5 separate regions of the Homo sapiens genome follow, and regions 2, 3, 4 and 5 are each linked to region 1. The links are chromatin loops, found by intact Hi-C in ENCODE. Cell type or tissue: OCI-LY7. All regions are shown on one strand.

The links. Peaks named below come from ENCODE experiments on the same cell type or tissue, not always from the same donor. Only the 100,000 strongest peaks of a DNase experiment are listed, where the experiment ranks them.
Region 2: it touches region 1 in a loop (9-fold over the local background); 1 of 110 quality-filtered maps calls a loop at or near these places.
Region 3: it touches region 1 in a loop (9-fold over the local background); 1 of 110 quality-filtered maps calls a loop at or near these places.
Region 4: it touches region 1 in a loop (9-fold over the local background); 1 of 110 quality-filtered maps calls a loop at or near these places.
Region 5: a loop joins it to region 1, with 8 times the contacts of the local background. A loop is called at or near these places in 1 of 110 quality-filtered maps.

Annotation. Positions count from the first base shown.
Region 1 is chr22:47,994,390-47,999,389 of GRCh38, reverse strand. No RefSeq gene overlaps it. Among named protein-coding and RNA genes, the nearest start is that of MIR3201, 280 kb to the left of the region's middle. In OCI-LY7, no CTCF peak of the experiment used is centred here; a DNase peak (open chromatin) is centred at 2,769; H3K4me3 peaks cover 719 bases; H3K27ac peaks cover 2,150 bases.
Region 2 is chr22:47,915,675-47,920,674 of GRCh38, reverse strand. No RefSeq gene overlaps it. Among named protein-coding and RNA genes, the nearest start is that of EPIC1, 290 kb to the right of the region's middle. In OCI-LY7, CTCF peaks have their summits at 1,798, 2,001 and 4,850 (motif pointing right); DNase peaks (open chromatin) are centred at 1,024, 1,424 and 1,934; H3K4me3 peaks cover 2,194 bases; H3K27ac peaks cover 3,107 bases.
Region 3 is chr22:48,441,753-48,446,752 of GRCh38, reverse strand. No RefSeq gene overlaps it. Among named protein-coding and RNA genes, the nearest start is that of TAFA5, 45 kb to the left of the region's middle. RefSeq lists enhancers at 1-1,042, 2,258-2,387. In OCI-LY7, no CTCF peak of the experiment used is centred here; DNase peaks (open chromatin) are centred at 1,502, 1,922 and 2,312; H3K4me3 peaks cover 1,553 bases; H3K27ac peaks cover 1,442 bases.
Region 4 is chr22:48,096,102-48,101,101 of GRCh38, reverse strand. LOC107985536 (a long non-coding RNA gene) reads right to left here and starts at 2,333. Exons shown (of 2, transcript XR_001755616.2): 1 at 1,453-2,333; 2 at 897-1,354. RefSeq lists enhancers at 2,201-2,440, 2,511-2,720, 2,741-2,850. In OCI-LY7, a CTCF peak has its summit at 520 (motif pointing right); DNase peaks (open chromatin) are centred at 2,311, 2,671, 3,161, 4,021 and 1 weaker place; H3K4me3 peaks cover 4,245 bases; H3K27ac peaks cover 5,000 bases.
Region 5 is chr22:48,069,101-48,074,100 of GRCh38, reverse strand. No RefSeq gene overlaps it. Among named protein-coding and RNA genes, the nearest start is that of MIR3201, 200 kb to the left of the region's middle. RefSeq lists a silencer at 3,822-4,022. In OCI-LY7, CTCF peaks have their summits at 161, 2,914 and 3,120 (motif pointing right); DNase peaks (open chromatin) are centred at 1,170, 2,060, 2,590, 3,150 and 1 weaker place; H3K4me3 peaks cover 2,465 bases; H3K27ac peaks cover 4,187 bases.

The DNA.
Region 1 (5,000 bases):
CCAGAGAGGGAGACCCTGAGTGCCTCCCAAATTCAGAGGCCACGCTTGCAACCCACAGACCCTGACCATGCCGCTCAGATCCCTGCAGGACTTGAGGGAGCTCCTTCCATGGTGGACCTGAGGAAGCGCCCACTGCATGGGACACTGCAGCCCCCATGGTAGAAGGAGCACAAGAGGCTTTGGTCTTTGCATGTTGCCAGAGGGTGAGCCAGGGTGATTCAGCCAAGCTTGGTGATGCTGCTGCTGCCCCTGACCTGAGACACAGGGACCCATTCTCCTCAGTGCATGTTCAACAGGAGGGGTGGACATTGTGCTTATTAGGTGCACATCATGCATCAGGAAGCTTCATCCCTGATGCCCTGTGGGGCATATACTATTGCATCTCATTCGACGAGGTTAAAATTAGACAAAACATGGTCCAGCAAGTTCACAGTGCTCCTGGAGGCACACGGCCAGGCACCATGATGCTGGACAGAAAGCCCTGGGGTGCAGGACAGGCAGGCTGATGGGGGACAGGGGCTGGGGCTGGGGTTGGGCTCTGCCACACGTACTGGTGCTCAGGACAAGTCACCTGTCTGTGCACAGACATGCAGGGAACTCTGAGTCCTCACCTTCGTCTGCACCTCCCAGGAACCACACGGGAGCCTGGCTCTTCCAGAACCAGGCCAATGTTCTCAGGAAGGCCAAGATTCAAGCAGCACAACCAGGAGATGATGTTGTCCAAATGCTTGTTAAAATAGAGACACTCACTACAACCTCCGCCTCCTGGGTTCAAGCGATTCTCCTGCCTCAGCCTCCTGAGTAGCTGGGATTACAGCTGCTTGCTACCACGCCCAGCTAATTTTTAATATTTTTTGGTAAAGTCAAGGTTTTGCCATGTTGGCCAGGCTGGTCTTGAACTCCTGACCTCAGGTGATCCACTCGCCTCGCCTCCCAAAGTACTGGGATCACTGGCGTGAGCCACCATGCCCGGCCTCTAAAACTTTATTGAGCTATAATTAACATACAAAAATCACACACATTTGGAGGATACATTTCGATGAGTGTGGGCGCAGGCGTGTGCCTGAGATGCCATCTTCACCATCAAGTACTAAAGACATGCGTCACCTGCCAAATTTCCCGCTGCTCTTCTGTGTGTGAATGGGGAGGGGGGTGTGAGGGTGTGTGCCTGTGTGTTGGGGTGTGAGGGTGTGTATGTGGTAGGAACACTTAACATGAGGTCTCTCCTCTAATGTATTTTAAAGTGTGTGAGACTGGACTATTAAACACAGGCACCGTGCTATACAGCACGTCTCTGAATATGACTGCATGCCACCACCGCACAGGCAGGGCCAGAGAGCCCTGGGGCAGCGTGTGAAGTACCCAGAGCACCTAGCACATGCTAGGAGCTCAGCGAGCACTCACGGAAGCCTCAGTTACCCACCTCTGTTCACAGGAGGTAGGGACGGTCCTTGCACAAGGTATAGGGAGAGGTGGCTCCTGGATGCCGGCAGCCCTCCGTGAGTGTTTAATCAGCTAGCAGAGGTGCCAAGATGGCAGAAAGGGGTTTAGACATGACATGAGTGACGTCACTGGGTTCCCAGGCCTGCCTGTCCCTGGGACAGCACTTCCCACCCTAATCATTCGCCTGCCACTGGGTAGGTCATCGCTGTCCCCACCCCAGCCTCATCACAGCCCACTGTCTGTGTCTCAGCATTGAATTCTGCTCCTTAAAAGATCAGAAGAACTTGCTTTAGTGATTTGAGTCTCATTAATTGGACATGCCCTCCTCCCTCACAAGCCTGCCCTGGCCAGGGTTCCTGCTTTTGAAATGCCGGTTAAAAGCTGCCTCACACTCCCCTTCCTTTGTTCCCCTCAATTGTTTCCTCCCAAGCCCTTCTTCCTCCTTGATGAGAAGCCATAGAGCCTTCTCTTTTCTCAGTGAGTATCTTCCAAGAGATTCCCCATGTTCAAGTGTCCGGAACTGTGTGGCTTAACAAGCTTTACACCTACTGTGTACTGGCACCCAAGCACAAAGACATGACTAATTAGTGGACGGGCATTCCCAAAGAGATGGGAGTCTCCTGGGGAAGTCGGCACACAGGACACGGATGAGAAGCTCACAGCGGGCTGGCCTGTGAGTGTCCTGGGTGTGGGGGGGAGGGGGTGATAACACGTGGCCACAAACCTAGCAGCTTAAAACAATGGACATTTCTTCTCTCCCAGCATGGGAGGCCGGAGTCTGATATCAAGGTGCCTGTAGTGCGGACGCAGCACTCCAGCCTCTGCCTCCATCTTCACATGACCTCTTCTCCCTGTGCCTTCTCTTTTGTCTCCTACAAGGACACTTCTCTTTGGATTTAGGACCCACCCTGATCCAGGATGACCTCATCTTAATGACTTCTGCAAAGACTTTATTCCAAATAATCCCACATTCCAAGGTTCTTCATGAATGGATCATTTAGGGGCCACAATTCAAATAGACAAAACTATAACTAAATAGGGCCGTGGACCAGGCACAGAAGCCATGCAGAGGAGGGCAGATCACCAGTGACCTGGGGGCAGGTAGGGCCCCGGAGAGCTGCACCTGCACCCAGCTGAGGTCAAAACCTGCCTCCTTCGCCTCTGGGGTCAGCACCCAGCTTGGCGGGGGGAATCCAGAGAGCTGCACCTGCACCCAGCTGAAGTCGAAACCTGCCTCCTTCACCTCTGGGGCTGGTACCCAGCTTGGCAGGGGGGAATCCAGAGAGCTGCACCTGCACCCAGCTGAAGTCAACAGCCACCTCCTTCACCTCTGCGGTCGGCACCCAGCTTGGCGGGGGGAATCCAGAGAGCTGCACCTGCACCAAGCTGAAGTCAACACCCACTCCTTCACCTCTGGGGCTGGCACCCAGCTTGGCTTTCATTTGCAGCTGGACTGGAACAGGCTTCTTCTGAGACTTGTTTCTTCAAGGGCGAGGATGTGTGCATTAAACTCAGCCCTACATTCATGACCCTGTCCCTACACTCACCTCGAAGACAAATTCTGTTACTCAAGGAGCTTCTGACTTGGAAGTAAAGCAAAGATAGATGGGCCTCATGTCTCCGACCCCGGGGATGACCCCGAGAAGGCACATAAATTGTGTTGAGGGGAGAAGGTGACTCCAGCTCCTGGTGCCAATCCCCAGGGAAAATGTAATGAGGGAACATTCAGCTGAGCAAGGCTCCTTCTCAGCCTCCCATGCAGATTGGCCCCAAATCAAACAGATCTGCTGGGAGAGCTGAAGGAGATGAATTTTCTTTAGCCCCTCTTAATGGGCCCTAGTGCACACTGGGATGTGATGTAGAGTAGCCCTACCTCTCCAGGACACGCACCCGGTCCTAGAGTTCCATAGCTGAGGGTGTGGGCCCCACTGCCTTCCCTCTGCCCAGGCCTGAGGCCCAGGCTGGCGTCACTGCCCCCAGGACAAAGGCTGGCCCCTTTGGGGAAGGAGGAAGACCAGGTCTCCCACGGGGCAGAGCACAGGGCCATTTTGTGCACCTCGCTCCCCAGGTGAACTGCATCCTCTTGGCTCTCATGGGGTGGAGCCCACCACCCTGGGCTGGTCCTCGGGGGTCTTGAGCAAGAGGCCCTGCCAAGCAGCAACACTGGGACAACCCCAGCATCCACCTCCTACCTTGTCAGACGAAGGCCATCAACGCCCTCCTCTCAGGAGGCAAAGCGGGCAAGGTGTCTGTCGCCCAAATCCTTGACTTAGAGGATCCTTGAGCTTTAGCTAAAAGTAGGATACATTTAAAAATAAAAGCAGTTGTTTCCATTTATGGCACACAGACCCCCTGTGTGCCAGCCCCGTGAGGAGTTTCTTTAGCAATTTGTCTGGTTTATTCCTGGGAGGCGGCTGTTATCGTCCCGTTTGGAAGAGAAGATCAGAGAAGTGAAGTCGCTTGGCCGAGGTGTCTGCTGGCTGGGGTTCTAGCAGCCTCGGCCCAGCTCTGCGGCTCTACTCCTGCCGGGTCCCTGCCTTGCACTTGCCTCCCTCCCTCTCTCCAACCCTGTGGGATCATCCGGCACGTGGGACTTGACAGGCACCAGCAGGTAGGAGGGTGCGCGTGAGTTCCCAGCGTGCTCACCGTGAGGGCCGGCCCACGGGGCCACAGGCCTGCTGCACACGCACAGGGTTCACAGGCCCCACTGGAGCCCCAGCAGCTGGAAGGTCTTGGCTGTGGATTTTGGTTTGTCTACACTCCTTTTTATATTAGAGAAAACTTGTCACAGCTCTCACACGTTGTCACTGAAGGCTCATTACTCTGAAATGTCACTTCAGTTAGGAACATCATTATGCGTGAACATATGCTGCAAATGACACAGGGATTGCAGAGAATTTGAAAAGATGTGATTTTTTTTTTTCAGAGCCACATTTTAGCAGGGACGAAGTCAACATTTTGACATCTAGGAGAGACTTAGAGGTAGAGGGGAGTCTTGCTAATCTCCTCGCAGACTCTGAGTATTTCAGGCCCAGCAAGTTGTTGCTTTTAGAAAGATGGGCTGTGCGTCACTCTGACCGGGAGAAGAGACGAAGGCGTCCAGGGATGTCTCAGCCTGTGGAGCTGAGATTCCAGCAGGATTGTGTCCTGCTGAAGCCCAGGTCCTGCCCGGCTCCAGCTCCACACCAAGCGTGTGGCCACCTTGTTCTCTGCAAGGGGAAGCTGCAGGTTCATGCTGTATCATTTGGATGAAGTTTGTTGTTGTTGTTGGTTCCATGCCAGGCATGCATCTGGAATTTTGTTTTATCTTAGGGACTGTGTTGAGGAAGAAGGGAGAGGACAAGATCTTCAATCAGTTTGGTGTTGCAAATAGCTGATGTAGTTATTTGATCCTCTCATTCCTTGGACAATTATTAAGCACCTACTATTATTTGATTCTCTCATTCCTTGGATAATTATTGAGCACCTACTATATGCAGCATGATGAGAGGCCTGATTGAGAAATACATTAAAAGTGCATATAGTCTAAGGAGTAGTAATGAAGGCCACTCAGCCAG
Region 2 (5,000 bases), 79 kb after region 1:
AGTGAGGAGGATGATGGCCATAACCGCAATGAAGGCAGTGACTTCACCACACAGTAGGCATGCTTAGAGTGGGGGGCCCTGGAGTGTCGACGGGTGGTTAGTGTGCACTGCATGCTGGGCCTTGAGTCCTGCTTTCCAGGACTGACGTGTAATCCTCTTGCCAACCCTACACAGCACAGACGATGATGAGTATTTTGAATTTATAGATGAGGAAACTGAGGTTCAAACAGATTAAGTAATCAGAGTCCAGGTCTGTCTGATCCACAGGCCTGTGCCTTCCACACGGCGCTATCCTGCCTCACGGTGGGAGGGCGTATTCAGTAGGGGCTCAGCATATTCAGGATAAGGGACTCACAGACAAGGATATCAAAGAATGACTGACAGGTGAAATCCAGGCTGGGTCAATTCAGAGAAGGCTCTGGAGGAAGGCTAAGGGGGTGCGACTTAATTCACACTGGTGATGGGGAGCCAGTAAAGGATTCTCAGCCAAATGGAGCAGGTTGGAAACTTCTTAGGGTGATTGGCAGAGGGATTGGAGCCCTTTAGGTGCATGGTCACGTAGGAGAGCCCCATGTTCGGGCAGGTTTGCAACTTCAGCAAGCTTTATTGTATGGGTACATTGTGTGCCCAGGTGGGAATAAGCACACTTCGAACAGAATTCTTGAGCGGGGGTGGGTGATGCTTATCTGGTTGTGCCATTTGGAGCTCTATCTTCTTGTTCCAGGGATCACAGAACAACCATTCAGGTGGATGATGCACGGAGGAATATTTAACTTAGAACATGATGGTGAGTTCAAAACCATTGTTGACAACAGCCTGAATCTGCTCCACCTCTGAGCATGCCACATCCATCAGTGCAGGTCTAGGTACAGACAGCCAAATGTGGACAATGGCCCACAGGTTGATGTCCGGTGCTTTGAGCAAAAGGCAAGGTGAAGACTCTGTGATTGCAGAAACAGGAAGATAGGGCCTTGGGGCTGCTGGGACCTCGATTTCCTCTCTTCATTTTCCTGGGAGGTCTGTGCTGCTCTGGGCACATGCTGCCAGTTCAGACACCACATTCTCAATCCTTACACATGTGCTTGTTCAAGGTTCTTTCAATAAGCAGTCTCTATCGATCCATTTTTGCAAGGTTTGCTCCCTCCTATGTGCTGTAAAATGCTGCTGCCTGTGGTGCTGAGTAACTTGGGGATGGCCACACTGGCTTGCCAGGCTCCTCAGCCCCCACCCCAGGGAACTGGGAGCTGCATCATGAAAGGGTCAAATGCAGAGAGACTGCCCAGCGCCCACGGTGGCCCAGCAGGCTGGGCATGCGTGATCTCCGGGCATACAGCTCGGGCCCCTTGTTGAATAAGCTCTACCTGTAGGAGCCAACAGCCAGCCGTTAGTGCTGCCGTGGAGCCTAATTGAGAATTACCAGGTGGCTGAGGCCCAGACAGGGCTTTGTGCTGGGGTACTCAAGCAGAAATGTTGCTCAGCCCGTGGTGATCCTATTAGGAAGCGGAGAAGTTAATGAATAGTGTGTTCTTTCTTGCTTTCCCTGTCTGCCTTCAGCACGTTGTGTTTATCTACTTATGTATGGAAATCCAGGCCTTCTTAGTAGGCAGAGCAGAGAAGCAGCTTCTTGTCTCACCGAGGAACTGCACAAATCATTCCATTCAGGCAGAAGGCTTGATTGGGCTCTTTGAGTCTAAATAAGATGTCCTTAACCCTTCCTCCACCCAGACCCTTGTTGTTTGAGATGGGCTCTTTTAGGCTGCAAGAAACAAAGAAATGCTCAAAGAACAAAGAAATTCCCAGAGAGAGATTTTTATTATAAGCTACAAGAGACACAAGAGGAGGAAGAACAGCTGCAGAGCCGGCTCCGGAAGCAGGAGCTCGCGAAGGGCACCCAAGGTCGCCAAGGCTCTGGCTGAGCTACCGTGCCGTGTCCTGCGGAGGTGCAGAGGCTGTGGTTTCCCGTGTGAGTTTCACGTGTGTGACTTTCTCTCATGGCCTCCTCTCTAGCACTCAAGTGCAATCAATCAGACAGGGGGTCTGATGGCTCCCGCCAGTCACCATCTGTGGGGCCAGGCTTCCTCAGGGGGCACTGTGGGTGTGGAGGGAGTCTGGAGCCATGCGACTTCCTGGAATAATCTAGGACATCTGTCAGAACATGGAACTGCTGTTATTTGACAGAAGCAGCAGCCACCACTGTCTGAGCATTGATGGTGCACCAACCACTGGGCTCAGTGTCTGTTGCAGTTATCGAATGTTGCATGATGGATCACCCCAGCACTTAGGGGCCTTTATCGTGTACACAGATTCTATGAGCCATACATTTGGGAAGAGTTTGCTGGGTAGTCCTCGCTTGGGGTCTCTCCTGTCTGCAGTCAGATGTTGGCCAGGCTGTAGTCATCAAAGTTTGATTGAGATGAAGGGTCTACTTCCAAGGCCTCATCCACATGAGTGGCATTTGTTGCCAGCTGTTGGCTGGGGGCCTGGATCCCTCTCTGCACAGAACTGTCCATGGGGCTGCCTGAGGGTCTTCCTGGTGCGCTGGTTCCTTTCTCTCAGAACTAGCAATCCAAGACATACCGGGTGCAAGCTAAAATGACTTGCATGAATTAGGCATTTTCTTTGTATCCCCTGTCCTGATACCAGTGCCTGGCATGTAATGGCACTTCCTTCCTAACTGAAGGAAGAAGAGAAGGAAGGGAGAAAGGAGAGGGAGGGAGGAAAGAGAGGGAGGAGGGAGAGGGAGGTAGGGAGGAAGGAGAAGGAGGAAGGAGAGGGAGGAGAGACAAGGAGGAAGGAGAGGGAAGAAGGAGAGGGAGGAGGGAGAGGCAGTAAAGAGAGGGAGGAGGGGAGGAAGGACAGGGAGGAAGGAGAGAGAAGAGGGAGAGGGACTTAGGGAGGAAGGAGAGGGACTAGGGAGGAAGGAGAGGGAGGGAGGCAGTAAAGGGAGGAAGGAGAGGGAGGGAAGAAGGAAAAATTGTCAAAGTTTGATTGATTTTTCTAAATTAAAGAGTCGCAATACTAAGCTTTTAACCATGCATCAGGACAGATTACAGAGGGCCCTGGGATTGGGCCCATTGCTTTTGGGAAGCAGTGCCTGTTCATGGTTCTGTGCAGGGTGAGTGCCACTGAGTTACACTAATAATCTAAGCCTACCCAGTGGGTTTCTGCTAATGATAAACATCTGAGAACTCACTCAATTTTTCTCCTTCCTCGTTTGCTGACCCTTACGTCAAGGTGTGTGTGAGTGGCCCTGCACCTGAGGATTTCTTTCTTCTGTTATTTTCAATACCAGCTAATTGCATCCTCTCTAAGGCTGCCCCTCCGGCCCAATCCTGCCCCCAGACTGTGACCTCAGCAGGAGCCTTTATACCCTCCCTCCTAACTGCTAAACACTTGGGATTTCCAAGGGCTTGACATAGAATTGGAAGATGTCTAATTAAACTGATTCTTCAGTGTTTGTGAATAAAACAAATGTCCAAGAAGCCATAGAGCATCAGACGCCAAGGACAGGGAAGGGTCCCAAAATCTGGGACACCAGCTGCTCCCCATTTATGATGTGGGTGCTCAGGCTGTGGGGGGGCGGACAGAGGACTGGGAGGAGGAGGAGGTGACCTTGGAAGTTGTTTTTACTAGAGAATCTATAAAATCTGTATGTAAGGAAGCTTCTTTGTTTATGAGCTCATTTTTGTCCCAGGCAATAACTTGTCCTATGTCATGGCGTGATGGTTAGTTCTGAGTGTCAACTTCATTGGATGGAAGGATACAAAGTATTGATCCTGGGTGTGTCTGTGAGGGTGTTGCCAAAGGAGATTAACATTTGAGTCACTGGGCTGGGAAAGGCAGATCCACCCTTAATCTGGGTAGGCATCATCTAATCAGCTGCCAGCATGGCTAGAATATAAACAGGCAGAAATATGTGAAAAGAGAGACTGGCCTAGCCTCCCAGCCTACATCTTTCTCCTGTGCTGGATGCTTCCTGCCCTCGAACATCGGACTCCAAGTTCTTCAGTTTTGGGACTGGGACTGGCTCTCCTTGCTCCTCAGCCTGCAGACAGCCTATTGTAGGACCTTGTGATCATGTGAGTTAATACTTAATAAACTCCCCTTTATATATCTATCTATATATATATAAAATTATTTCTGTATATATACAGAATATATGGAATATGTATATTTCCTTATTTCAGTGAATATATATACAGAATATATGAAATATATATATCCCATCGTATATATATATATCCCATCATATATATATATATATCCCATCATATATATATATATCCCATCATATATATATATCCCATCATATATATATATATATATATATCCCATCATATATATATATCCCATCATATATATATATATATATATCCCATCATATATATATATATATATATATATATATATATATATAGTTCTGTCCCTCTAGAGAATCCTGACTAATACACGTGGTTTACCCCATGTGTTCTGAACATTCCAGAGATCCTGTTTGCTGAATTACCTTTTTCTCATATATCCCTTGTCCTTATACAAATGCCTGTCATGTAATGCCACTCAGAAAGTACCTATGCAAAGGAAGAAAGAGAAGAAGGAAGGAAGGAAGGAAAGAAGGAGGGAAGAAAGGAAGGAAGGAAGATATATACGTATACACACACACATACATATATTCCTGTGATACGGTTATATCGGAATATATGTATCATTCCTATACTATATATATGCACATATCATAGAACCCCCAGAACCCCAAGCATACCACCTACAGGAGGTGGGGAAGGAATTATAACAATTCCAAAATGGGAAATTATGAGAGAAAGCAACATTTACACGACTGTTGTGGCTGGCACATGGGGGCACTGTTGAGAAAATAGCCCAGTTACCAGCATTCTGTTTATAAAGGCCTCAGGAAGGGTTTCTCCTGAGCCACAGCATGGGAAAACTCACACTTGTTCCTGAAGATTTTAAAAAGTTATTATTCTGATGGACACTGAATCACA
Region 3 (5,000 bases), 450 kb before region 1:
AGAGCTCACAGTTGCCGATGGCAGAATCACAGAATCGAGACCACTCCTCACCAGGGTAAGAAGGAATGGGTGTATCCAGAGACAAGTAGACACGGCAGCGTCTGATCTTTTATGACTCAGCCTGGGTCAGCTCTTTCATTAAAAATTAGAATTCCTGCTTCATCATTTTCGTGGCTCTGACTCACATGTGATGAGAGGTTTCCATGATCACCCATAAATTTCAATGCTCATTTAAGGGAAAAAAAATAGTTGTGGGAATTTATGATGAATAGGGTAAATTTTTAGGAGCCAGCATTGGGCTGTCAGAGGCCCAGAAGGTCTCCATCCCTGGAGGGGGTTGGGGGGTCTGAGAGAAGCCTCACCTCCCTACCTGTCACTCCTGCAGCTAGAGCCACCCACCAGCTCTCTGGGGCCGCTGGTCAGCACACTCTGACCTGGGCACACTTGGCAGGGAGGAGAGAAGGACTCCAAATCTCCCTAACTTCAAACAGGAGCTATCCAGGCTGCAGAGTTCCATGAGGCATCAAAGTCAGGAAGACGGGCGGCGCCTGCATCTTCTAAAACTATTGTTGGCCAGTGTCCTGTAGGAAGGCCGGGCGCGGTGGCTCACGCCTGTAACCCCAGCACTTTGGGAGACCGAGGCGGGTGGTTCACAAGGTCAGGAGATCGAGACCATCCTGGCTAACACGGTGAAACCCCGTCTCTACTAAAAAAAAAAAAAAAGACAAAAAATTAGCTGGGCGTGGTGGCAGACTCCTGTAGTCCCAGCTACTCGGGAGGCTGAGGCAGGAGAATGGCGTGAAGCCGGGAGGCAGAGCTTGCAGTGAGCCGAGATCATGCCACTTCACTCCGGCCTGGGCGACAGAACGAGACTCCATCTCAAAAAAAAAAAAAAAGAAAGAAAGAAAGAAAGAAAGGTGGCACAAAGTTGGGGGTGGTGGGGAAGAAACATTCTCCCCACACTTTGGTTTCCATGAGGGTCCACGTACATTGCCGCTCTCGAGCCCCAACACGAGCTTTTTGCCAGGGCTACAGTGGGGTGCCTTCCTGGGCAGAGGGGAAGCTGGGCAAGTGTGACTCACACTCACCATGGGAGCTGGTGCCTGCAGGTCGGGACTCATCCTGACCAGCTCCTCCTCACCGGCTAGTGTGACTGAGAAGCCCTCTTCGTGCTCGGCACTGGGGGACCAGCGGGGCTGCAGAGCTAGGCGTGCCCGTGAACCTCGCTCCAGCAGCAGTGAGCATGCCTTTTGATGGTAGTTTGCTTGTTTATTTGTGTGTATTTTAATTTAACTTCCATCCTCCTGGATTCTTCATATACCTCAAGTCATTCTGGACGAGGACAGAGAGAAAGCTGGGCTTTCCAAGGACTTTCCTGGCTATAAAACTGGAAGTCCCAAATCTTGGGCACCCCTCAGTCCTGAGCCACGCAGGTGTGAAAAGAGAAGTCTTGTGAACCGACCTCTCAAACCAGCTTGCCTGGAGACAGAAGATGCACAGTCCTGCCCCGTTCTGCTGTTTGCAAGCGGTCCTCTTCAAGGAGGGCTTGAATTTGCCAGGTCTCAGTTTTCACAGCTATTTCATGGGAGTAAAACTCTGCCATGTAACCAGGAGTTAAAATGTGCCATAGACTTACTCCTTGCAGAGGAGGTTTCTGCTTGCAGAGCAGCAGACGATAGAGAAAATGTCACTGCCAGTGGGAGTTCTGGAGGGCTCGCTGGAAGAGGCAACTGCATTTCGGCCAGGTCTTGAGGATTCCAGGAAGGATGGCTTGGGGCTGCTGGGGGTGGCAGAGCCTCCATGGGTGGCCACCATCTGTGTGTGTCTTATGCCTCCTCCCTCCTTCCCTCTTACCCCGCCCCAGCACAGAGCAGGTGCTCAGGAAACATGGCCTACATTGCAGCCTCTCATGGCACTGGCCACAGGACTGGAATTTCCTGGAGATGCTAATCCATCAGCTCCTCCAGACGGGGTGCTGCTGTCTGACATCCCAGCTGCGGCAGGACTGACTCTGTAGGCAGGTGGGCAGTCAGACCAGTGGCTCCTGGCCTGGCTGTGCCCTGAGTGCCTTCTCCAAGCCAGTTCAGGGTGTACGGCAGGCACTCAGTGTCCTGCATGGAGTGGGCCCGCATCCTTGTGTTTTGCAGCTGAACAAGACCCGGCCCTGCCCTCCCAAATGTGTCCTCCAGCCGGAAGATCAGTAAGCGTGTGTGAGCGCTGCAGGCATGCGCTGGCCGAGGACATGTGGTTGCTCGCATGAGTGAGCCAACCAGCCTGTGGGAAGAAGTGAGAGAGCCCCGCTGTGCAGACCTCTGAAACGAAAGGCACCCGCAAATCCCAGAGAAGCTTTGATCAAAGCCTCACTTCTGCTTTTACCAGCACAATGCCAGGTCGGTCACCTGGGGCCCTGGGGCAGCTCCAGCCACAAGAAGTTTCTCTTAAGCAGCCCCAGATCTGCATCGGTGAGCACATGGGCATCTGTGAGGCATCTCCTGGGCGCTGGGCTCCATGAGCTGTCCCTCTTGGTGTGGCCATAGACAGAGGCTGGGTTGATCCATGGGTTCTGATGCATTAATGATAATGTCACTGATACAGGGAGACTTTGCCTGAGAAGCTGGGGCTGGCCCATTTTTCATTAAATAATATAATTTGTTGCATTGGTACGCAAGGACAAATAGCTCTGTCGAGCTGAAAGCCTGAAAAAAAAAGGTAATATAGTGTTGTTATTCATGAGCTGAAGCCACGCTTGGAGAATATTCCTCATTTTGACTAAAATGTATCTTCTGCCCACTCAAAGCAAATGCAATTTTCCTTTTTATGACTATCGGTTATTTACATAGAAAAAGTTTAAGTAAGGTCTGTACTACCAACAGCCACTGCTCCCTACAGTGTGGCACCGGAGGGGTTGCTGGGGTCAGGTCCATGCAGGGGCCTCTGGAGTCCCCAGAGGGAGGGAAAAAGGCAGGGTGAAGAGAGCCAGGGATACCCTCCCACTTGGCCAGACAAGAAGCCCCTTGAGAGAAGGGACAGAAACCCCATGCCACCTTCCTTCCCTCCCTTCCCTTCTTTCCCTCCCTCTCTCCCTTCCTCCCTTTTCTTTCTTTCCTTCCTTCCTTCCTTCCTTCCTTCCTTCCTTCCTTCCTTCCTTCCTTCCTTCCCTCCTTCTTTCCCTCCCTCCCTCCCTCCCTGCCCCCTTCCCTTCCCTTCCCTTCCCTTCCCTTCCCTTCCCATCCCTTCCCTTCCCTTCTATTTTACTTTCTCTCCCTCCAAGAGTCACTTGGCTACTTCCTTAATGTCCCATAGGATGTTTCTCTGGGTCTGAGGAAAGAGAAATCTAACAGTTCCTCCATCAAGATGTAGGCTGGGTGCAGTGACTCGCCTGTAATCCCAGCACTTTGGGAGGCCAAGGCGGACAGATCTCCTGAGGTCAGGAGTTCAAGACTAGCTTGACCAACATGGCAAAACCCTGTCTCTACTAAAAATTAGCCAGGTGTGGTAGCAGGGGCCTGTAATCCCAGCTACTTAGGAGGCTGAAGCAGGAGAATCGCTTGAACCCAGGAGGTGGAAGTTGCAGTGAGCCAAGATTGTGCCATTGCACTCCAGCCTGGGCAACAAGAATGAAACTCCATCTCAAAACAAACAAACAAACAAACAAACAAAGATGCTATAGGTTGGGTTGGGTACAGACACAGTCAGCTAATTTTTGTAATGTGTGATGAGCCTGTTTGCTCACCCATTTACTCAGGACTTATCGTTCTAAGCCGAGCCCCACCCCAGGCTCCAGGTGCAGTGGGCACCAGTGGGGATGCCCCTCCCCTCATCCTCAGCCTGGCCTGGAGCCATCTTGGGAGCTCACAGCCACCCTGACTGTTGGAGACTCACCCGAAAACAGGACACAGCCCCGTCCCCGGGAGCTCCTGCTGCAGCTGTCCTGTTGGGCTCGGCTCAAGGCACAGCAGAAGGACAGAGAAAGGATGGGAGCCTGAACCTCACTCCTTTTAGGCCAGAGCCCAGAGCAGGTCCTGGGGCCACGCTGAGTTCATCCCCCGCTACATCACCTGTCATTGCATCTGACCATGGGATTATTATAATTAAGGACAGAGAGGAAAATGTAACTATTAAGGATTTTATACAAGTAAAACTAGTCAATTTCCCCTGCAGGGCCTTGCCGGCCAAGTCTATGTGGGCCAGGCACAAAAAAACTGGAGCTTCAGACTCATGGTGCACAGCTCAGGGCTCAGGGTTAGGGCTCTGGGCTCAGGGCTCAGGATTAGAGCTCAGGGCTCAGGGTTAGGGCTCAGGGCTCAGGGCTCAGGGTTAGCGCTCAAGGCTCAGGATTAGGGCTCAGGACTCAGGGCTCAGGGTTAAGGCTCAGGGCTCAGCGCTCAGGGTTAGGGTTCAGGGCTCAGGGTTAGGGCTCAGGGCTTAGGGTTCGGGGCTGAGGACTCAGGGCTCAGGGTTAGGGCTCAGGGCTCAGGGCTCAGGATTAGGGCTCAGGGCTCAGGATTAGGCCTCAAGGTTCAGGGCTCAGGATTAAGGCTCAGGGTTCAGGATTAGGGCTCAGGGCACAGGATTAGGGCTCAGGGCTCAGGGCACAGGATTAGGGTTCAGGGCTCAGGGCTCAGGATTAGGGCTCAGGACTCAGACTCCTGGCTCTCCTCCCCTGCCATCTTTCTCCCGGGGTCTCAATATTGATACGGCATTCACACAATCCAAACATATGAACCTAGTAACAAAGGGCTTGCATATTATCATGGAGTTTCCCAGAATGTAAAGCACCAGGGGCCCAGGATGTCTCCTGGCTTGTCCTCTGCTGCCCTTCCCAACTTCCAGATCACATAGTCCTGTCCCAAAGGCCTCCATGAGCAGGACAAGTCTGTGCAGACACTAGGAGGCTCTCAAAGCCAGGAGACACTGCAGGTCAGGCTGTGGAGCCGTCGTTCCCCAGGCAGGGGGCTTGGACCCACAGACAAGGCTCATGGCTGAGGTGAGCAGGCAGG
Region 4 (5,000 bases), 100 kb before region 1:
ATTAAAACCCTTGAATTGAGCTGGAAGAAGAGGAGATATTCCTAAGGAGAACACTTGCCATTTTATGGACCAGATTAGACCCAATGAAGAGGAAAATGAGACAGAACCACCCGCACTGTGTTCAGGAGTCCAGGCTGTCGGAGGCGCGTGTGGGGTGGCTGGAGAGGGCAGCGAGGCCAGGCCAGAGGAGACGGACGGCTCTACCAGGACATGGCGGCTGAGGTGACCCCCTGCAGGGGCAAGCCCACTGGAGGGGGCCCTTAGGTGATGTGAGGAGCTGCAGCACCGGTTACCAAGAAGGAGCGTGGTTTTGAGATCTGAATGAAACACCTTCACCATCACCGATGACCTTCCCGCCTCTTTCTCAGGGTGGAGGAGCAGGGAGTCCCTACCCAGACAGAGCACAGCTGGGAGAAAGGTGGGGCAGGAGTCCCAGGGAGATCCAGGGAGGGGCAACGCTCTGGGCAGAAAAGCACAGAGACAGTGACAGCAGGAGCCCAGGGAACATGGGGACCTCCAGGGGGACCCCTCCCTCATGCAGGGGAAAATGAACAGAGCTTGGGAACAGAGCACTGGGGTCCCGGAGCCTTGGACTCCCAAACTCTCACCTGCAGGACAGAACCAGAATGAGCATGTTAGGAAACCCAGTGGCTGGACAGGGAGGGGGACAGGGAAGGAGGGAGGAGGAGGAAAGTAAGAGGAGGAGCAGAAGGGAGGGGAAAAGTGGGAGAAGGATGAGGAAGAGAAAAAAGAGGATGAGAAGAAGGAAGAAGAGAAGGAGGAGGAGGGAGAGGTAAAGGGGGAGGAGGAAAATAAGAGGAGGAGGAGGCGGCAGACAGAGGAGGCTCTGGGGTCCAGCACTCAGTTTCCTGACTTATAGTAAAGACAGATTGGAGTCACCCAAAGAAGTAGATTAATATTTTCAAGCCCATAACTGGGTCAGCTCCAGGGAGGAAGGTGACAAGGAAGGGACAGTGATGTGTGGGGCATATTGCCCTGGTGGAGGGAAGGTTTGGCCATCAATGAAGGGCTTTCATTACCCCAGGCCTGGAGGATCCCAGATCTTCAGAGGCCCAGCTCTGCACAGAGCAGCTCCTTCCCAAAGAGGCCACCCTGGGCCTCTGAGCAGCTGGATGGATCTGCCTCCTCCTGGGTTCAACTGGCCGAGCCCTGGGGAAGGCTCACAGCTGCAGCAGTGTCAGTGCTGGACACAGGACAGATGACCAACAAGACACCGCAGAGCCGTGACCTTCTGGGAGGAAGCAGCCCCAGCAAGGGTGGCTGCTGCGGAAGGAAGCCTGAGCCCCCGGGAGCCCCTCGGGCTTCCAGAGCGGAGTCGGCAGCTGAGCTGAAACTTGCAAGAGAAAGAGGATTTCAATTTAGATTTTCATTTTTCTCTGGAAACGTGATAATTGGAAGGGCTCTCACTGCTCCAAGGAAGGCATGATTCACCTTGTTGTCACCAGAGCTCATCCAGTGGTACCCCAGACCCACAGGGCAGCATGGCAGGGCAGGCTGCTTGGGGAGCAGGTGGGCCGTGTATTCCCCATCTGACTGCAGCAAGGCCTCGAAGCTCGGCTCTGAGGTGCTCCTGTAAGGCTTCCAGATGCAGAGCCAGGCTGGCAGGTGCGGACTCCAGCAGACACGCAGCCTCCTGTGAGCACAGCCTGCCCGCAGGTCATTTGGGGGCCCAGCCAGGGGCCATCCTGGTGGTCTCTGCTCTCTGCATTGCTGCAGTCCTGGCTTGCGGCTGCATGGGGAGTGGGGTCAGCCTGGCCCTTCATGGGTGCCAGCTCTTCAGTTCTGGGAGAGGGCAGGTGGCCTCAGGACTACGGCTTTCACCAACACAAGTGACCAGAGCATGGTACTTCAAAGGCACTGGGGTTTGTTTAGTGTTTAAGCCCATTCCAGTGCTTTCTGCCCGCTGTCCTCTGATCACACCTGGGGGGTGCTGTTATTGGGCTCCCCAGCCCTCTGAGGATATTGGCAGTAAGGGCTGGGGAGGTTGGGGAGGTTGAGCAGTGGGGAACAGGAAGGCACCCTGGACGAGGTGCCCGGCAACGGCAGGGAGACATGGAGGCTCTGGGGAGGGCCCCGGTGGGGTGGGAGTTGAAGCTTGGCGTCTCGAGCTGACACCCTAATTTCAAATCCGTGCCGCACTTCTCGTGAGCTTTGGGGAAAGTTTCTTGCCCTTTCTGCACCTCATATTTCCCATTTGTTAAAGTGAGGATCATGACAGCACATACCTCATAAAGCGGCTCTGAGGATTGAGTGAGTTAATATGTGCAAAGCGCTTTCAGCATTTCCTGGCGGAGAATGTGCAATGGAAGTGTGAGCTATTCCTCAAGTTGTTCACGTTTTAAGCAAATTAGATAAAGACAAACTACTCTCTTCCTTGATTACCCAAACCAGCAGACAGTGTTTACCTCAGCATGGAGTTTTTTTCAGGTTTGTTTTTTAATTATAAAAGAAGTAACATTTGATAAAACATGCAAACAATGCAGAAATTCACACTTTATATACATTCCCGGAAGTAATTATTGTTAACACGTAGGTATGTGGCTTTTCTTCTGTTCACATATTAACACATACACTTTAAAAAAAATAAAGTGGCATCAAAACGAAACCATCATATCAGTTGGCTTTCGTTTCCTGCAGAAACCAGATGTGTCTGTGGGTCACTGCAAATAGATGCACCTGCTCCCCTTTCCTGCTCACACAATACCACTTCCTCATTCAGCCATTTTCATCATCCATATTTCTTTTTTCATTTTTTTCTGTTAAAAACAGCATCACTGGGAACATGCTTATGCAGTAACTTCTGAGCACTTTGTGTCTATAAAACAGACTTTTCAAAATGAAGCATCTTACAATGTTTATAGGTGATGTGTGCTGTCAAATTCCTCTTTATAACCATTTTCCAGTTAATGATCTCACCCCAAAAATGAAAGAGTGCCCAATTCCCCCACACCCCTTTTAATATGATCAGTGTTTCACTTCTTTATTCTTGTGATAGATGAAAATCACGTTTTCTTCTTTAGTTCACATGGATGCGTTAACTTTGAGGTTGAATTAGGGAGTTCTGTTTTGCTTTTTCCCAATTGACTTAAAAGACAATGAAAGATGTAGCAGACACGTGCATTTGAGATGTAAGCATGAACATGATCAAGGTGGGGCAGAGGGGCCATGCCTGGTGGCCCCTACTGGAAGCGCTTCTCTGGGAACCTGACCACAGGAAGGCCCTGCCCTCCCCACCTGGCGGGCCGCACACACACACAATTGTGTGTGGGGTGATTTGTGGTCCTGTCAATTTTAAAGGGTGAGGCACCCCCTAAAACCTTTTTTGTTAAGGCGTTCACTAAACAAACAGGGAAGCAGGCCACACTGGAGCCCATGGGAGCCAGCTCCTCCACACAGAGGCTGTCAGGATTTGAACTCAGGGTGCCTGGAAGCCATGAGTCTCCGGTGCCTTCTCCTGTGTGCTCCAAATAGTGCTTTGCCATCTTGCTCATGTGTGACCTCTCCCAGGGGCCCCTCCTGACCTTCCCAGAGTGCAAGCGCCACCCCCAGCCTTTGCAGCTGTTGGCGAATGTCACCTGCACCTTTCAGCACTCTCAGCCCCACCTATACCCCAGCATACCGGCCGCTCACCTTCACTCCCCCAGCACCAACGCCAGCACTGCGACAGGGAAGGGGCCTTAGGATGGAAATGGCAGCCCTGTTTGGTCTGATTTTGAAAGAATCCCAGGGCCAGAGAGGGCTGTTGGGGGTAAAGGGAGTTCCTTTCCCCGAGGCAATGGGGATGCGTCAGGAAGACGCCCATGTCTCTGTTACCCCAGCCTAAGGCATGCCTGCCCTGGGGCCCTCATTGCAAGGGGACCCCACAGACAGTGAGACTAGAAAGAAGCAAGCAGATTCTTCCTGGTACATCCAGGCAGCAGGAGTGGCAGGGTGGTCAACTGGCGTGAAGCTGGCAGCAAGGAGGGGCTGCCAGGTGGCTGCAGGCATGGAGGGGCAGGGGTGGTATTCGCTCTGGCTGAGTTGCAGCCTGATGGGCAGGTGGGGGGCTCAGCAGATGCCTCAGGCAGGACCCAGAGCCTGTTCTGCAGCTCCAGATGGCAGGGGGCAGGGAGGAGGGGCTCCTGCAGGCCGGGCTGCAGCCAGGTCAGCAGGGGTGAGAGCCCTTTGGCCAGATAACCCTCACAGCATCCTCTGCTTCCACATACTCCTGGGATGTGGGGCTACAGGTTTCTCCAATCCTTCCAGGCATGGGAGGAGAGAACTGGAGCTCTCATCCCGTTTCCTGAACAAATAAAAGCAAATGAAATATCACAGTCAAGCAGCAAGCTGGTCCTAGACAGACACCCTGGAGTCGCGGATGGACCTGGGAGACACTGGCTGAGGAGGAGACACTGGCTGCGCGGATGGACCTGGGAGACACTGGCTGAGGAGGAGACACTGGCTGAGGGCTGCTGCGTTATTCTCCTGCCCAGGGGGATAGTCTTGGGCCTGAGTTTGCCCTTGGTGAAGTCTCCTGTCCTGCACCAAATTCCAAGCACGCTGGCTGCTCACTGCAGGACAGAGTCCAGATCCTCCTCACTAGGCTGATCCACAGAGTGGGCTCTTTGCCCTGGTCAGGACAGGCTTTGGGCTGGGAAAAGGATTCTGTCCAGTCCAGACCCCAGAAGCCCCTTCTGAGTCCGGCAAATGAGGCAGGGCCTGATATGCCAGAGGAGATGCTTAGCTATACCTCCCAATCCCACCTGTACCTACACATCTCACCTGAATCTCCCCTTCCCACATGGACCTGTCCATCCCACCTGCACCTCCCCACCCCGCCTGCACCTCCCCACCCTGCCTGCACCTCCCCACCCCGCCTGCACCTCCCCACCGCACCTGCAACTCCCCAACCCACCTGCACCTCCCCATCCCGCCTGCACCTCCCCAACCCTCCTGTACCTCCCCATCCCGCCTGCATCTCCCCATCCCGCCTGCACCTC
Region 5 (5,000 bases), 75 kb before region 1:
TACTCCTTAGACTGTGCTATGACGCTCCCATTACACTCATTCATTCATTCAACATATAATTATCAATGAATGCAATGAGAAGAAATCCAGGCTTGGCTCTTTCATTTACAAAGTTTACAAAACAGGGAGTCTTGCCATACCTATCTGTTTATTAATCTATTTCCCCACCTCCCACTAGATGGCTTCTCCAAGGCTAGGACTGATAAATGTGTATTCCTAAATTCACTGGCCAAATACAAAGAGTTCTAAGCAAATCTTGGATGAATGGAGGGATGGATGAATAAATGGATGGGTGAATGAGTGAGTGGATACATATATGGATGAGTGAATGGGTATATAGATGGGTGGATGGTTGGACTGATGGATAGATGGTTGTTTGATGGATGGATGGATGGGTGGATGGGCGGATTGCTGGATGGTTGAATGGATGAATGGGTAGATGGGTAGAAGAACGGATGCATAGATGGGTGGATGGGTGGGTGGGTGGATGGATGAGTGGATCCACCCTGGCATGCTGAGACCGTGACTGAGGCAGGGCTGGAGCCTAGGCTGATTGGAAGAGTTAGCTTTTTGGGTCACCCTGAACATCGGTGACTCTCCCAACTCAAGACCCAAAAGATCTGGAGAGTTGCCCGGGGACAGGTAGGAAAGGGGTGTCACCCCAAGGCCAGGGCAGTGGGAACAGCAGCTTTCAGCATAGACATTAAATGAGAATATTGTCTGCAGAGAATTTAACACCCATTATAAAACCCAGGAAAAGCCAGCAGGCTTTTTATTGTCACTTTTCATTGGCAATTTTGAACACTACTAGTAATAAAATATCCCTTACTTGTGAAAAAAACCTTTCTTGGTCTACATTCTAAGCATTTTCTCTATTTACCACTGAGTTTTTAATCACACACATATACTCACATACACAGACATATGCATGTACACTCGTGCGTGTGCATATATACAAATATATGTCAATAGACATGTACCTCAGTATTAGTTAATTTCATGTGTCGACTTAACTGGGTGCCCAGATTAAATGTTCCTTTTAGATGTCTCTGTGGTGGTGTTTGGGGGAGATTTGCATGTGAATGGGTGGGTTCAGTGAGGTAGAGTGGGTGGAGATCTTCCAATCCCTTGAGGTCCTGAGAAGAACAAAGGCTGAGGATGCAGGAATTCACCTCTCTTTTGTTTCCTTCTGCCAGCAAGAGCAGGAACTTGTTCTTCTCCTGCCTTGGGAACTGCGGTTTACACTGCCAGCTCTTCCGGCTCTCAGGCCTTCAGACTGAGGCTGGAAGTTACACTACCAGCTCTTGGGGGTCTCCAGCTTGCGATGGCAGATCATGAGGCTTCTCAGTTTTCATAATCCCATGAGACACTTCCTTATTTTTATTTATTTATTTATTTTATAATTTTTTTTTTTGAGATGGAGTCTCACTCTGTTGCACAGGCTGGAGTGCAGTGGTGCGATCTTGGCTTGCTGAAACCTCCGCCTCCCAGGTTCAAGTGATTCTCCTGCCTTAGCCTCTTGAGTAGCTGGGACTATAGGTGTGCACCACTATGCCTGGCTAATTTTTGTATTTTTAGTAGAGATGGGGTTTTGCCACGCTGGCCAGGTTTATCTCAAATTCCTAACCTCAGGTGATCCTCACGCCTTGGCCTCCCAAAGTTCTGGGATTACAGGTGTGAGTCACTGCACCCGGCTGCCACTTCCTTATAATAAACCTCTCCCCATCCTTTCTCTCTCTCTCCCCCAGCTCACTCTCTCTCTATATATAAATCTATAGAGAGATGTGTGTGTATGCACATACACACATGTTTATCCTATTGGTTCTGTTTCTTTGGAGAACCTTGACTAATACAACTTAAAATTAACTTATTTGTATTATTCAACCTTTAACAAACATTATTTTCTACATGAAATTTGATTTTTTAAAAACTCTGGTTATACAGTGGGCCCCAGTGCAGGTGGGCTCAGCCATATGGGTTGATTTTAAGCCAAAGGTCACATGCGTATGGGACTTACAGAGCATCAGTGGCCTTGCTCTGCATCACTGCACTGGCTTCTGTCCAAGGAGCTGATTTGCAGTGAGCAGCCGTGGCACGGGGACTGCACAGAAGAGGCCCTGGAACACGGCAGCTCCGGGGTTCTGTGTGGCCACTTGAAGTTTTTACCCACATTTAAAATCCGAAACAGAGAAGTAGCCTGCAAACTTCGTGGTGTAATATTTTATTTGGCACATGCAAATTTTGTCTCACACATGAAGTATTTCATTGAGTTCTGATATCTTGGAAATTTATTATTTGAAAATTGTTAATTCTTTTAGAACTTAAACAGTGGGTCAATATTGTAACACGGTTATGACTAAAAATACTTTTGGAATTTAGAGGAAAGGCTGCTAAGACGATCGATCCATCCCTGTGTCAGCCTGCTGGGTACGCGGGTGCATTCAGTCTTCTCCACAGGAGGGGTCTGCGCAGGGTGAGGGGGCTTTACATCCGCAGGTGTTTGTGGTGGACCAGATGCTTGTGTTGGTAGATCCACATATAATATCTGCAACTCTCTACAGACCCTCAAAAGTGCATTCTCTCAAAACATGCAGCTGGGACTCATACCAGGGACTCACACTGCAGGCACCTGCTTTCAGGCCTGGACATTCTCGCCAGACAGACACAAGCTGAGCCAGCAGTGTTCACAGGAGGTCTTCTTCAGAAAGCCATCCAGTACCTGGGGATGGGGAGGTGTGCGTGCTGAGCGGACACCACATTCAGGACTTGGGGAACCCTTAAGGGGCCCGAGTCTCTGACCACCGGGTCCTGCCTGACCTTTTGCATGAAGGTTGCGTTTAAGTTAGGGCTGCCAGAAAAAAGACAGGATGATGTGTTAATTTCAGAGTCAAAATTTCAGGTACACAATGAATGTTTTCAGTATAATTTTGTCCCATACAATACCTGGGATTCTTTATACACTGAATGTTGTGTTCCTTCAAAATGGATCTGTTGAAAACCCTAACCCCCAATGAGAACACACTTGGAGATACGGCCTCTGCAGAAGTAATGAAGGTTACATGAGGTCATGAAGAGGGGCCCTGGCGCACTAGGATTGGTGTCCCCTATAAGAAAAGACACCAGAGGACGCTCTCATTCTCTCCCAAAGAAGAGGTCATGTGAGCACGCAGCAAGCTGCCAGCCACCAACCAGCCAGCAACAGAAGAGGCCTCAGAGTAAAACCTACCTTACCAGCCCTTTGATTTTGGACTCCCTGGTCTCCAGAGCTATGAGAAATCAACCCCTGTTGTTAAAGCCATCCAGCCAATGGTGTTTGTTATTGCAACCAAGCTGACTAATGCAGACTTAGTCTATTAAAGCGGTAACTTTTTTTTTTATCTGAACTTGAACTTGAATCAGCATCCTGTGCTTTTTTTGTTTGTTTTTGTTTTGTTTTGTTTTGTTTTGTTTTGAAACAGAGTCTCGCTCTGTCACCCAGGCTGGAGTGCAATGGTGCAATCTCAGCTCACTGCAACCTCCACCTCTCAGGTTCAAGTGATTCTCCTGCCTCAGTCTCCCGAGTAGCTGGGATTACAGGCGCCCGCCACCACACTCAGCTAAATTTTTGTATTTTTAGTAGAGACAGGGTTTCACTGTGTTAGCCAGGATGGTCTCAATCTCCTGACCTTGTGATCTGCCCGCCTTGGCCTCCCAAAGTGCTGGGATTATAGGCGTGAGGCACCGCGCCCGGCCTTGTTTTTAAAATCTAACAGTCCTTGTTTAGGCTGCCAGCTGGACTGTGAGATAAGGTCTGGGTCTGGGGGAGAGTAGGTGACATCTGGGAACTTCTTTCTTCCTACGTTGCAGCACTTCTCAGAGCCTGTAAGATAACCAGCTGGCACCACTGCGTGTGTCCCTGCCTTCTCCTGAGGTCAGATGGCTACACCTGGCATCTCAAGGATGGTCCTCCCTTCCTTGAACCCCCACGGGTGGGTCATGGGACAGCTGGTGCACTCAGCCTCTATCATTCAACGGCATCTCCACTAAGGCCACCAATGAGGCTGAATGCCTCGCTCCCTTGCCTTCCATCCCCAGCACAAGGAAGGCCCCCAGCAGGGGCTTCATGCGTGTTAGGTGATTTTGGAGCAAGGATACACACTTGTAGGATTGCTTTAGGGGATGTTTGGGGCTGAATTATGGCCCCTCAAACGTGTATGTTGAAGTCCCAACCCCCAGTACTTCACATGGTGACCATATTTGGAGCTAGAGGCTTTAAGGAAGCAATTAAATAGGTAAAATGAGGTTTTACAGTGGGACCTAACCCAACAGGACTAAGAAGAAGAGATGAGGACACAGACACCCACAGAGGGATGCCCATGTGAGGCCTAGGGAGAAGACAGCATCTACCAGGCCAGGAGAGAGGCCTTCAAAGTGTGCACAAATGTGAACCTGAAGGAGCCAGTCCTTCAAGATGGATCCCAAGTGGCTAATTGGGCCTAAAACAGAGCCAAACAGACTTTGCTGACTAGAGGTCACACTTGTACTCTGAGTGCCTTGAAAACCCCCACCTCTATTCAGCTGTGGGACACCAGTGCTCACCTGAACCAACCAATCAAGAGCTCACCTGCCTCAACCAATCAGAACTCAGTGGATTTCAATCCTTCATTTGCATAAGCAGACCTGATGGGGAACCTGGTCTGTTATAAAACCTGAGCCTTCCCTTTGTTCTCCAGAAGGGAATGTTGTGTCTCCCGGGTTTGCAAATTGTTTGCTGGAATAAAATCTCTTTCCTCTGAATTCCTTTTCAGATAACTTACGTTCACAGAAGAAACCAACCCTGCCAACACCATGATCTTGGACTTCCAGCCTCTGGGACTTTGAGAGAATAAAGTTCGGTTGTTCAAGGCACCCCAGTCCTGCATGAGGACACTGACGCCGGGTGGTGGTGGCCAACGTCCAGGAGCTAGAGTGAAACACACAGCCCCTGCAGGAGTCAGCCAGGTGCCTCCTCTCAGAATCCA